2 separate regions of the Homo sapiens genome follow, and region 2 is linked to region 1. A link is a contact called in ENCODE Hi-C or POLR2A ChIA-PET data. All regions are on one chromosome and are shown on one strand. Each heading gives the region's core, a stretch centred on a gene start or an enhancer-like site at or near the end of the contact. The rest is flanking DNA. Distances are from core to core; before and after follow the strand shown.

The links. A loop is a pair of places that touch in the nucleus more often than their neighbours do. ChIA-PET counts read pairs that join two places held with the same protein, here RNA polymerase II (POLR2A). Pooled maps may share reads with other maps.
Region 2: a loop to region 1 is called in a map of PC-9, with 9 times the contacts of the local background. The contact joins two enhancer-like sites. A Hi-C loop is called at or near these places in 1 of 168 maps with a recorded cell type or tissue (PC-9) and 2 of 50 pooled maps. POLR2A ChIA-PET finds 5 or more read pairs at or near these places in 6 of 52 experiments (AG04449, HEK293, K562 and 3 more).

Annotation. Positions count from the first base shown.
Region 1 is chr11:96,094,631-96,097,843 of GRCh38, forward strand. All of the region lies in intron 1 of MAML2 (mastermind like transcriptional coactivator 2), which reads right to left. Among named protein-coding and RNA genes, the nearest start is that of MTMR2, 170 kb to the left of the region's middle. RefSeq lists a silencer at 1,155-1,449. Within about 2 kb of position 1,526, at least 10 of the 41 ENCODE cell types and tissues checked have a DNase peak (open chromatin) inside an H3K27ac peak, as active enhancers do; they include PC-9, where a contact is called at or near this core.
Region 2 is chr11:96,036,115-96,039,327 of GRCh38, forward strand. All of the region lies in intron 2 of MAML2 (mastermind like transcriptional coactivator 2), which reads right to left. Among named protein-coding and RNA genes, the nearest start is that of MTMR2, 110 kb to the left of the region's middle. Within about 2 kb of position 1,662, at least 2 of the 41 ENCODE cell types and tissues checked have a DNase peak (open chromatin) inside an H3K27ac peak, as active enhancers do; they include PC-9, where a contact is called at or near this core.

The DNA of each region.
Region 1 (3,213 bases), core at 276-2,775:
GCCATATAAGCACACTAATACATTAAAAAAGAAACATAAAGCATTCATCATTCGTCCTCATATCCTTGTTGATTTGTCTCTGAAGTGAGAGACCATATCTACCAAAGTGTGGCTTTCCCAGTGCTGCAGACCCACTGAAATTATTCAATGTTTTCTCAGCATAACTGTAAAATACACGAGGCAAGAAAACATTTCCTAGATAGAAAATTCTATCACTTCTCCTATCTTCTCTTCTCACTTATGGCTGCTCTCTCACCTGCCTGAAGATTTCTAGGTAGACTAATCAAGAAAAGGAAATTAACATAACTGAGTATATATTACATATCAAACACTTGAATATGGTTACTTTATTTCCCTTAATCTGCACAACAATCCCATTAGAAAGGTATTATTACCCTTAATTTATAAATAAGGAAAGCAATACTCAGAGAGACTAAGTAACTTGCCCAGGGTCACACAGCTAGCAAGTGGGCTTTAACTCAAAGTTTGTGTGGTTCTAAAGCATATGTCATTTACACTCTAACATGCTCTAATTAGTTTGTTCAGGGCTAGGATCAACCTAGTATAAAGGGGCCAGGGGCAGTAACTACAGAGACATCCTAGATTTCAGGTAAAATGATGAGGAATATGGGAATGGCCAGGATGCAGTATAGAGCTGAGTGGGAAAAATCTGCTTTTTGTCATCTGGCTCATCAATATTTGTTTCAATCATCCCTTATTTGTAGTTTTTCTCACTCACAGGTGGTAAATAGTTATGGTGAATGTGTCATGTTGGTACAACAGATTATAACCTTATATCATTGCTGATTGGTAATCAGAGAAAGGAACCTGACCCAAGACAGGGCAATTACTCCCTTCCATGGGAATTTTGGATTTGGAGAAAGTGAGACCAGGCTCTCTTTAGGTGGCTGTATCTACAGAACTTGTGAGCTGTTGTTCCATTGTGTTAACTAGAGCCATAGAGGAAGCAAATCTGTAGAAAGAGAGAAAAATGAAGCAGAGGAGAGACACGTTTTAATACCATTCGGGGGCTTGTTTCCAATCCCAGGTCAGCTCTGCTTGTTTTCTTTGATACATTATGGAATCTTTATAATGAATTTCCCTATTGCTTAAGCTAATACAAATTGGGCATCTGTTACTTTCAACAAAGAGTTCTAACCAAGTTGCCTGAGACTTCACATTTAGTGATGAACAATTTGCAGCAAGGGGCTAGGCATGCTTTGTACCTGGGTGTGAAGCTTCCCCTCTCCCCACATCTCTGCTGTCTCTGCATGATTTGCTGACTCCTAATCTTGTCCACTCACTGGTGTAGACATCATCACAGAACATGGTCAGCTATCACCACATCCAGCAGAAACTCAGAGTTACCACTGTCTATCCTCATGGGGTCAGGAAGAACACAGACCAGAGAGAGTCAGCCATGTTGCTTCTGATTTATTTCAGCATAAATTGCATTTTGAAGGTTCTTTCACAACTAGGAAAGAACAAACAAAGGAGTACATTCTTTTTCCGAATTTGGGTTATCACCTTTGATTTATTTTCCACTGCTTTGAAAAAACCTGTTCAGCCAGATTCTCTCACTGCTCTGGCCACTCCCTGGGCAGTGCAGTATGCGCTCTGGGAAACAGCACTCACACTTTCTTTAGGCTATGAGGAGTGTAGAGACAGTAATAGAATTAGTGATAATTGTATAATAATGAGTCATTTATTGAAGGTCTGCATGTGAGACATCGTACTAAGCACTTTATGTGGATAATCTTATTTAACTCTCACAACTCTCAGAATCTTCACAACTCTATATAAAGTTGATATTATTTCTTCCCCTCCCCGCTTTTGCAGATGAGAAAACAGGTTTAGAGGTTGAGTATCTTTTCAAAGGACAGACAGAGTAAGCAATGAAGTCAGGAATCAAACCACACATTCCCACTGCACAGCCTGTGCTCTGTAGTAAGTGACACCCTAGGCCCTGACAGAGGTAAATGGTACCTACACCTGTGTCTTCAGGAAGCCAGGGATCTCGTCCCGATTCTTCCATTAATTTGTTTTGTTACTTTAGGGAAAATACTCAACTTTTCTGGGCCACAGTTTTCTTCTCCTTTATAAATGGGATTATCTCTGAGATCATTATCCTGCCCAAAGCCAGAAAATAACAAGCACTAAAGGAGGGAAGTTTGTGTTCCAGGCACTATGTGTGGTGGTGTAAGGTCACCACCAAGCACAGCTGGAGGGATTCCTTAAGATGGGGGACAGAAGAAGTCATGTGTGATTCCATTAGGATAAAAGACACCCATCAAAACTTCACTGGGCATGATACTTTACCAAGAGAATTTTGGGGATAGGCTGTGCCCTGCCTTCTAGAAGTTTTTAATCTAGTTATATCACCGAGGCCCACTGTGAATGCCTACATGCAGTAGGCACCAAGCTACTGGCACCAGCACCATACAATCTAAATGATTCTCAAGGATCACTTTTTGCTTTGAAATATCTCCTTTGCTGGACTAAAATTCTTTCATTAGATACATGGTTTGAATTATGGTATAGAGTCTCTCAAGATGCAAATACTCCAGAAGCAACAGAGGAGGAAAACAGTCAATAATACCTCAAGGACAAATAGCTTATGAGAAAATTCAAAGCCAACTTACCAGAACAAGAATAAAGCTCTAAGGGAACAAGACCTAACCAGGGGAATGGTAGAGAATAAAGGCAAGGGTTTAAATAGAGAAGGATGGGGGCAGGACTATGGGAGTTGGGAGCTCCACACTGTGGACCTTTTGGGTGGCTGGAAGAAAAGAGAAGGGAGAAAGGAGAAGTATTAGGGTAGTAATATCCTGAGGGGCTGCAGGGCCTGAATCTTCCAGAAAACAGTTAATGATACTGGAAAGGTAAAGGGAAGGATCTCCAAAACAAATCTTTCACCCAAGGGCTGACCTACCAATTAGGCATGGGACACACAGTGCCCAGGGCTCACAACAGTTATAGAACAGAAGGAAAAAAATAAGATTTTAGGTTAAAGAACTGTTTCAAAATATATTAATTTATCTTTTTGCCAACACGGTCATAAAATATAATTTTTAATATTTTTTAAGGAATAAGGGGCTTCAAAGGCAAGGGTACCTATGTTCTATGAAAGCCTCTCACCTCTTAACTATTGTATACTGAAGGCTTATTCTAGGCAGGCACTCTGTGGTGTAAGTCCTTGTTTAATCTCATGGC
Region 2 (3,213 bases), core at 412-2,911, 58 kb before region 1:
ACATAGCTATTCTTTGAGATGCTACACATGTAATTCTATAATAAAGTAGGCACATGACACACAGAAAATCTCTCATCTAATGAGTGGCTTAACCCCACCGGAATGACACATACAAACGGACATAATCAAAAAGCCGGGGGTAAGATATAGGTATAGGGCCCAAGAAAAAAGATGGTATGTCTCAGGTTTTAAGTAGGGGTAGAAGGGCACTTTAAGTTCACTCTAGAGAGTTTTATTTCCTCTAACAACTAGGAGAGGTGGATCTTTCATTCATTTTAAACTCTTTTAGCACTACTCTCTGCAGGAATATGATGGGAAAGAACACATGATCACCATTCCTGACTCAGAGCCCCTGGAACAGGTCTGGTCACCACCACAATCACAGTTGCAGTGGACGGTGAAAAAGCACTTGGTGTGAAAATAAGATTTTAGGAGCTCACGATAGGATGGCAAATAGGGATACATTGTGATTTGAGGGTTTCACTTCTTTCTTTCCTACTTGGCCCATGATGAGGGAAACTAGATCTCAAGATTCAAGAATATGTTGAATCCTTATCTATTTAAATTTAGAGATTTAACCAAGAAGTCCCATTGTAAAAATAACTCCGGGGCTGAGATGTGGCGATCCAAATTCCTGAAAATTGTTAACCCCCAATAATTCTTACTGCCTTGAATTCCCCAGGAATGACAGTATATTTCTAATTTCCAGGTGTGCTGCGGCTAACTTAAACAAGATAAAACACCTTTCATGGTATTTAAAAACACCAGTGGGTTTTCTCCCTATAGTCTCCACTCCCAGCTCAGAGGACTGTAATCCTAAACTTGGAGCACCATCTTAGATAAGTGAAAGCGGAGTAGATAATTTTGAACTGGATCCATCTTGGAAATTTGATCGGAGTCTGAGAATACCGCCTAGGTTGTTCCTGCACTGCCGTCGGGAGCCAACGCACCTGGGCTCTTGCCAGTACTTGCTTTCTGCCCAGTCACCAGATGCATTCTGGGATGTTTCTGCCCACAAGCAAAACTTTGGCTTGTTTTTCTTCACAGCAACTAATGCCTCAGAAAATAAAAAATAAAAAAACAACAACAACAAAAAAAATAACTCTGGCTTTGCAGTTTCCCTGCTGCCTTTAAACCTGTAATGCTAAATGACGTGCCCACAATAAAATAAGAATAAGTGCTCTTTTCTCCTTTTAAAAATCACCAGTGGCTACAAGATCTTTGGCTAAATTGTCCAAAAGTCCAGGTGTTCTCTCTCTTGCTCTTTCTCTGATATATACACATGCATTTCGAGACAAACACCCTTATACACGGTTGTAAGACAGTTTCAACTTTATTTGACAGCTGTTTGCAAATTTAGCCCTGTTACTGAAGCATGCATTCACCAGCTGGCTGGTGACCATGGAAAACTAATAAATACTTAAAGAGGTCTCCAATCAGTGAGCAAAGAAGCTTAGATTGATACTATGACTTCTGAGTTTTGAGGCAATCACCAGTAACATAGAACAGGCCAATTCAGAGAGGACGTGCAAAGGGGAAGAAACCAAAAACACACAGGTTAGAACCAGCAATTGGCTGGATCTTTTCTCCCAGAGGGAGCTGTGTTCAAAGGCAATTCACCCACAGAGCCTGGATGTGTCACCAGCCAGGAGCTCTCGCTGGGCATTCTAAGCTTTGTTTCTGTTTCCTTGACTGCTATTTGTTTACTTCAAGGCTCATAAACTTGCCTCTTGATATTTTAACTCCCAATCCTGACAGTGACAAAATACCCCAAGAGATGGCTTGGCTAATAAAGATCACTAGATATAGGCTAAAATTAGGCAGGGTGGGGCTGTGAAAATAGGTATTACATTAACGTACTAAAGAGAATGTTGAAAATCCACATTCTTGTGCCATAATTAGAATAACATTGTAATATTCTGGCATCTATATTTTACTCGTAAAATATGAAAGCAGGTAAATATTAAGAATTTAATAAATATATACTTAATATAAAATGAAGGAATCTGAGGAACATGCTCCACCAAATTGAATTCTATGGAATTTTACTGTCTTGTGCATTAGTAATGTGTGTTCTATGGGAAAGGAAGGTTGTGGTTAGAAAATAATGTACTAGACATTTTTTTGTTTGCTTGTTTGTTTTACTGTGGGTCTTAGCAACACCTGTATTATATCGACATACACATCTTCATCGTTCCTTATACTCATTTAACCACAGAACCATTTTGGTGTATGTGGTGAAACTAGATTTTGCGTAAATCAATTTGGAATGTCTTCTACTGAACACATCTTAGGAAATGTTGATCTAAGGAAAAACGCAAAATAGATAAAAATTATGACTAGATCTTGAATAAATTCAATGTTTTAAACTGGTTCAACTATTCAATCGCTTAGAACTTTCTCATCCAAAGCAATGTGCTAGGCACTTAAGCCCTATCTGGAGGAATTCACAGCAAGAGACCCATATACCAAGCTTGCTCTTACTGCATGGTATTTGTATTTGCTGTTTCCTCTAACTGGAATGCTCCTCCTCATGGTCCTTACTTTATCTGGGTCACTTCTCCAGTGTTGCCTATAGAGAAGTCTTCCCTCATAACTTATCTAAAATAGCACTTCCATCACTCTCTAACTCTCTACCTTGCTTAATTTTTTTCAAAGTACCCAAAATGATTTTATGTATTTCCTTATATACTTATTGTTCATCTACTCTATTGAAACCTAGCCCTATCAAAGACATAACTGTTTTATTCAACCTTGTATCTTCAGCACTTAGTATAGTATGTGGCATTTAGTAGGTGCTTAATAATACTTGTCAAATGAATGAATGAATAAATAAATGAATGAAAATAATTCTAGGCCAGGCGGAATTACTGGTGGCACACATCTGTAATCCCAGCACTTTGGCAGGCCAAGTTCACTTGAGCCCAGGAGTTTGAGACCAGCTTAGGCAACATAGTGAGACCCTGTCTACACAAAAATGTTTTTAAAGAATTAGTCAGGCATGATGATGTATGCCTGTAGTCCCAGCTACTTGGGAGGCTGAAGCAGAAGGATCACTTGAGCCTAGGAGGTTGAGGTTTCAGGGAGCCATGATTGCACCACTGAACTCCAGCCTCAGTGACAGAGCAAGACCAACTCAGAAAAAGAGGAGAGGAGGGGAGAGGAGGAGACAGAGGTGAGAGAAGAGAGAAGAGAGGGGAGAGAGGAGGAGAG